Regions from separate parts of the Homo sapiens genome. Here region 1 is linked to region 2. The links are chromatin contacts, found by Hi-C in ENCODE. All regions are on one chromosome and are shown on one strand. The core of a region is the stretch at or near the end of the contact, and the rest is flanking DNA. Distances in the headings are between cores, read along the strand shown.

Region 1 (3,533 bases), core at 40-2,539, 690 kb after region 2:
CAGTGTCTTGGCAACCGTAGATGTCCTACAGGGTTACCGTTGTGCTGCTCACCACAGAGCAGCTGAGGCATTATGCCTTGGAAGACCTAAATCTCCCATCCAGTTCAGGAGGTGACAACATCCTTATTTTAAACTTCCTAAAATTAGGAATTAGGTAGTTGGACATAGTCTGTGACCTTTATGTCGTTGGATACCTGTATTCTTGACAGTTAGAATATTGGTAGGGACTTTGTTAAAATTCACTTGAATTTCAAGCTCAGAGGAAACTTTGTCTCATGCCCTGACATGAAGTGGCAAACACGGAAGTTCATACTTGAATGCTGAATTGGCCCCGACAGATTAAATGCGTGTTGGGGATTGGTTTCCTGTCATAGCTGCTGCTGCTGCCATGCGCAGAGCTGCTGTAACAGCTCTTCCTGTTCTGCTCCCCTGAGAACAGTGTGGTGGGGAGAGGCAGGGCTGAGGTGGTCTACGAATGTGGCAGGTAGGGAAGGGGAGATGTCTGTCTCTTGAGAAGAGAGAGGCATGTGTGCCGGCATCCTTGATGGGTTCAAAGAGAAAGGTTGGAGATGATAGTGGGTGAGAAGCAGGCTGGTGAGACTGGGCTGAGGTTGGAGAAGGGGCAGCCGGGGGCACTGCTGAGGGTTTGCCGTGCACGCCTCGGACGGAGCACGGTGGGGTGGCGGGGAGCAGATAGTGCTGCCTCCCTGCGGGCAGACAGGAGAGGAACCTCAACTCAGTCCATTTCATAGCCCTGATAGGGGAAGTGGGAGTTGACAGGATGGTTTAAAATAAGACGTGAAGGTTTCAGTTACCTGCTCTAGACTTTGCCTGAGAACTTGTAAATTAATCAGTGAGACCTAATTTGTGACATGTCAGTAGCATCATCTTTTGACACACAGGAGGTCATGGTCATTTCATTCCTACTCTTCAGGAGACACTGCTGAACAGAGGAATGATTCTGTTCCTTGTGTGCTTACTTCCTTAACATTTATACATTGTTTTAAGAAAAAACTTTTAAAAATATTTCTTATAGTCTCCTAACATTTGTCTCTAGCCTTTGCCTTTGTACAATCACAGATATCCTATGGAGATTTAAGGATGAAAGCCCTGAGTTGTTCTTGGGTTCTTGGATCTGGACTACTTGTTATCTTATGCTTCTCACTTCTGGCTAAAACTTGCACCTCTTCTTCTCTTAGCTAAGCCCCAAAATGAAGATTTCCTTCAGAAGTCTTGTTAGCAGAATTATTTATCAGTCACAGAGAGAAAAATCTGCTATTTTTCTAAGTAAGAGTCTCGAGAAGCAGAGTTTTTGTCTTGTCATTGAGAGGAGTCAGCAGTCTTGTTCTGTAAAGGACCAGAGATGGTAAATACTGTCCCACTCAGCTCTGCTGGCGCAGTACAGCAGCAGCAGCCCCAGCACAGCTGTGTTCCTGCGGAGTCCCCTTTACAAAGCCGCTGACCCCTGATGTGAAACTTTGTAGAGCAGCAGAGTGGCTGCGTGAAACGGGAGGCTGGCAGGTCCTCAGATAGGTTCTGCAGTGTTACCTGTCACTTGGAGGCAGCCAACACTTCTGGACATTGCATCCTTATTCACACATGTGGCAGCTGAACGAGGTGCTGTTGTGGGTGTCTCAGCTCTGAGGGTCTTTGTGAGCTCCCACTGTTGTGGGTGTCTCAGCTCTGAGGGTCTTTGTGAGCTCCCACTGTTGTGGGTGTCTCAGCTCTGAGGGTCTTTGTGAGTTCCCACCAACTTTTAATTATTCATGCCCTTGACCATGTGGTTGCTTGGAGACCTGGGGTCTTCTGCAGACTGAAGAAGACACATTTCTAGATTATTTGTCCTTTTTATCCTCTCAAAAATTTAAACACTGTACCTCTTCAGTGGTCAGAAGAAAGTTGGAAACTTTTCCTACATATTAGGCGTTAGTATGAGGACATTTGTTTGAATTATAGAAATTTGCCCTGAGCTGAACTGGGTTGTGTTAACACATTGGTAGAGCTATGATTCCTTCCCAGTTCTAAGAGATACGATCTGTAAGTCCCTATGTCACCACATTGCTTGAGATGATCATTCAGTTACTTGTCAGGATTTCTCCTCTTCAGAGAGATTTTTTTTTATAGCACAGATTCCTTTGCCCCTTTTATCTCCTTATCTGGATATGATAAGTGGTTATGAGGGTCTCACTAACTATTTTGTGTTTACCTTTTATATGTGTAAAACTTTGCAGTAGCATTTAAAGTGTAATTTATTTTTCTATCAAGTGCACTATTCATTTAGTGTGTTCCAGTTTTATATGACTTGTATTAGAAACACTGCACTGAGTTGTTTGTACACTGAAATGAGAACTCTAGATGTAACTCTATTCAAATAAACCTTCGTGAGACATTCATGTTTTTGTGCACTGTTTCTGTTTCTTGGAACTGTGATTCCTACATGCTGACCTCAACAGAGTTAGACCAGATCCACTGTTGGTACAAACCTGAGGAAGTGAGCAGAAGCAGCCGCACTGTTTTTAGGTTGATTTCCATGTTTTTGTGGTGTAAATTTGGGAGTAGGGGCATTTTCAAAGGTTGAAAACCTCATTGGTCATCCCCAGCATATCCTGGAAGGCACGGTGGTCATTCCAAGGACAGCATGGTGCAGTATCACCACAGCTTTGGACATCGGATCTGGGCTCTACTGCTTAATACCTCAGGTTTTTTGTCTGAAATGGCACATGAAGTGTGTGTCACAGCGTGTGGTAGAGTATGCAGGTGTTGACTTCTCCTTCTCTTGGCGCCCACCAGTCCCCAGCCTTCTCTGGGTTTGCACTGCACCATCCAGCGAGGAACAGTGCCACCTGGGTTGGTTTCAGGACTTCTGCTGGGCAGAGTCATACTGCACCATATGGGTGTTGGCAAAGCTGAGAAAAGTTGGAAGTCTTCTCTTTCCCTCTCCCCTCTGTTTTCTGCCTGGGAGAGAGGCCCAGTTGGGCCCTGGAAACTAAGGAGCTTTTCTCTGCTTTTTGGAGATGTATGGAGAGGGGCTGGAACCCAGATGCAATCACCTGTACCAGGAGCTCTTCTAAGAGGAAGTTTTTGGCAATAAGTAATGAAAGCCACCAATAAGTAGCGAAAACAACTCACTGGAGAGATAAGGACTGACAGGAAGATGGAGGATGGGCAGCAGTGGAGGTGGAGGGAGTGTGGATGGTGTCTCCACAGGTGCTGCCTTTAGAGGGCACCCTGGCCAGGCTGTGGTTCCCCAGAAGGAAGGGGAATGGATACTGGGCTACCAAAATAACCAAAAAATAAACCCATTGTGTCACCCAGAATGGGCTTTTGTGGCCAGCACCAGGCCTGGAGGGGCTAAGAGGGTACAGATCTCAGGTCACTAAGGTTATTGTCAGGCCCAAGAAAAAGAACTCACCATTAGTTTGGTGGCAGGGTGGTGAGTCAGAGTGATCTGTCTCTGGCCCCATCCTTGTCCCAGCAGATGTTCAGCCCACTGTGCTTAGATTCCCAGGCTCGTCCTGAGGAGAGACCAGCGG
Region 2 (3,118 bases), core at 179-2,678:
GTGTGCCACCTCCACAGAACCCTCCTCATCCACCCGAGAACTCTTCCTCACCTGACCTAAAGCTCTTCATTTCATACCACCTTTCAAGCGAATTAAGGATTAATTGCCAGCAGCAATCTCTGTCTTTGTTTGTTTTCTCTAATGGAAAACCTTTCTCTCGGGAGGGTAAGGTTATCAGTCATTCACAGCTCAGTTGTGCTGTGTTTGATTAGACTGGACGGCAAAGCTGAGTCCTGTTTCGGCTCTGTGCGATCCTGGGCCCCTTGGAGCCTGTTTTCTCATCTATGAAATGGGAGTAATAATAGTGCTTATTGCACAGTTGTTTTAAGAACTAAAAATTTAAATTGCCTAGAATGTTATACAAACATAAGCTGCCATATTTTGGAAAAATGAGCCAAGATCAGTGGTGCCAAGGGAAGAATGGGCAGAGGTGAGCTGTGGGCAGCCGTGGAGGATGGTCCACGGTGTGGCTGCCAGAGGGCATCGGGGGCCAGGCAACTCCAGAAAGGAGCTAGGAATGTTAGAGAAAACTGCACTAACAGCCAGCATGCGTGAAGAACTGATTCATACTACACCGTGGATGAACCTCAAGAACATTATTCTCGGCAAAAGCAGACAGACACAAAAGGTCACATAGCAAATGCTTCCGTTGATATGAAATGTCCAGCACTGGCAAATCCACAGAGACAGAAAGTAGATTAGTAATAGCCAGCGGCTGCAGACAGGGAAGGAGGGGAGTGATGACTTAATGGGTACAGGGATTTTATTTTGGGGTAATGAAGATATTTTGGAATGAGACAGAGCTGGTGGCTGCATAGAGCACTATGAAAGTGCTAATTGCCATTGAATTATTCACTTCAAAACAGTTAATTTAACGCTATGTGAATTTCACCTCAATAAAAAAGGTACAAAATAAAAAGCCTGTTTTCCTGGACCCATGCTCTGTGGAGTGGGCAACCAGCAGGTAGAGACAAGAAGGAAAATGGGATGTCATGACCCCACTTGAAGGCAAGGTCACTAAGGCTCAGAGAGGACCAGTGTCTTGCTCAAGGTCACAGAGCACCTGTGTGACACAGCAGGACACATGCCCAGGTCTGTCTGACTGTCAAGCCCACACCTTTCCTGTCACCACACTGTCCTTCTGGAACATTCTTCCCCTGGGGAGAGCCATGGCCCTTCCACCTGCCAGCTCTGAGGGGGTATTGGCCTCTGTAAACAAAGTAATAAATAGCCCTGTGGGGCAGGCCGTGCAGCTATTAGGGTGACCCTGAAACGTTCCCAGAAAATGCCAGTAAGACCTTGGCCACCTAACCCGGAATGGCTGAAGAGTTAATTTTTTATTTGTGATAAGTGTGGCGGGCTCGGTGACAGCTCCTTGAGTGGTGTTTCCTGTGACTGGTCTGGCGTTCAAACATTAACCTCTACCCCAGGGAGCTTAACCATTAACCCTGCACCCTCAACGGAGAGCCCCAGCAGCCCCTCCCCCCACACAGGTGTCAGGATAGAGTCTCGGTGCTGGGAGAGGCCCCCTGGACACCAGATCTAGGCCTTGGCCATTTCTCCTCTTAGTCTTTTAGGGGATTTTTCCTCAGACATCACACCCGCTCCACACTCCCAGATGGAGCCCTTGGCCCTGGCTTCTGACCCCCTCAGTGGGGCAGATCTGAAGACTTTTCCAGCAGGCAGAGTCCTTGGGCCTCTTTGGAGCTTTAAAACCATGTTTTCAAAGTAACAGATCCCCTTTCCTAAATGCACACTGCAGAAGGTCACTATGCAAAACAGATCCCAGTGACAGCTGTTTGTGATGGGTGGGGGGCCAGCTGAGCCACCCTTTCACCCACCTGCACGCTGGCCCTCCTTGGTTCAGCCGCCAGGGCCTGGCCAGACACCACAGCTCTTGCAAAGCCAGGGGAGCCCTTTTCTTAAGCAGAGTAAGGTCCGGAAGAGAGGGGTATGGTCAGGGCTTGCCCAGGTCCCCCCAGTGAGTGTGAGGCAGAAGTCAGGCAGGAATCCCCAGTGAGCTTTCTCAGCCCTGGATGCACGGTCAGGACCTGGCGGAAAGCGCTGGTTCACTGCATGGGGAGCCTTAGGGAAGAAAGATGACCGATTCTGCTCAGATCGGTCAACCTGGAATTGAGACATGGACGTGGGTGCAACTTCCCGGAGTAATGTGAATGTGCACTTGGCATTGGTAAGGTGACTGGGCAACAGGTTCGCAGAAGAGGCGCCACCCACAGGCAGGGCTGAGGGCCTAAGTGAACACCAGCCATTCATGGCAGAGGTCAGCTTGGCTGCACCGAAGGGCTGGGACAGAGAGGCCATGAGAGGAGCTTCTGCCTTCTTCAGGTAGTCATTCACTTATTCTCCACAACAGCGTCATGAAGTTGATCAGATTATTTTCCCCACTTTAAAATGGGCACATTGAGGAGTGGGGAGAATCCTCTAGCCCAAGAGCCCCATAAAGGAAGAGTGGCACCGACTCCGGCTGACTCTATTTGCTTTCTGCCTGGCATTCAGCCCTGCTCATTTCGTCAGATCCAGCAGTGAGTGGCCTCACAGCAGACCCTCTGCCGCCACGGGGAGAGTCTTTTCCTCGAACCGTGAGAGCCCAACAGGAATGCTGGGTGCCCAGAGGGGAGCAGGAACCCCATCTGGCGTGGTCACTAGTCAGAGCCTGAGTGGGGCAGGCAGAGCCGGCTCACCACTCCATAGGGGAAGGCCAGGGAAGACAGGGACTCACCTCTCTCCCCCAAGGTTAGACCCTGGAAAGCATCCCTCCACCGGTGACCAGGACCACGTTGCTCGCCTCAGCTAATTTGTGACAAGTTGGGCAGCTGGTGGCATTTGTGTCCTCTGCGGGGGCCTCACCTGCCTCCAAGGCTCCACCTCATCTCCCACTCTCTCCTTGGGGCCAGCTGTCTTTTGTTTTATCCTTTCTCCCTGCTCTCAGTCATGTATCTGCCCTCATTCACTCAGTAAGTCAGTCAACAAACACACACTGAATACTCGGTCTGGCAAGCCCTGTGTCAAGCACTGAGGAAGAAAGAAGGCGACACTGTAGCTGCCTCAGGCTGGGGCAGGGACAGTCCAGGAAACACACCTTTACAGTGCAGTGCAG

The links. A loop is a pair of places that touch in the nucleus more often than their neighbours do. Pooled maps may share reads with other maps.
Region 1: a map with no recorded cell type shows a loop between it and region 2 (4-fold over the local background). The contact joins two enhancer-like sites. A Hi-C loop is called at or near these places in 2 of 37 single-sample maps with no recorded cell type and 2 of 50 pooled maps.

Annotation. Positions count from the first base shown.
Region 1 is chr2:120,176,727-120,180,259 of GRCh38, forward strand. It overlaps EPB41L5 (erythrocyte membrane protein band 4.1 like 5), which reads left to right. Exons shown (of 25, transcript NM_020909.4): 25 at 1-2,393. Among named protein-coding and RNA genes, the nearest start is that of TMEM185B, 45 kb to the right of the region's middle. RefSeq lists an enhancer at 408-507. Within about 2 kb of position 1,290, at least 2 of the 41 ENCODE cell types and tissues checked have a DNase peak (open chromatin) inside an H3K27ac peak, as active enhancers do.
Region 2 is chr2:119,486,428-119,489,545 of GRCh38, forward strand. All of the region lies in intron 2 of SCTR (secretin receptor), which reads right to left. It overlaps SCTR-AS1 (SCTR antisense RNA 1), which reads left to right. Exons shown (of 2, transcript NR_147847.1): 2 at 1-919. Among named protein-coding and RNA genes, the nearest start is that of SCTR-AS1, 12 kb to the left of the region's middle. RefSeq lists enhancers at 630-3,118, 2,216-3,118. Within about 2 kb of position 1,429, at least 10 of the 41 ENCODE cell types and tissues checked have a DNase peak (open chromatin) inside an H3K27ac peak, as active enhancers do.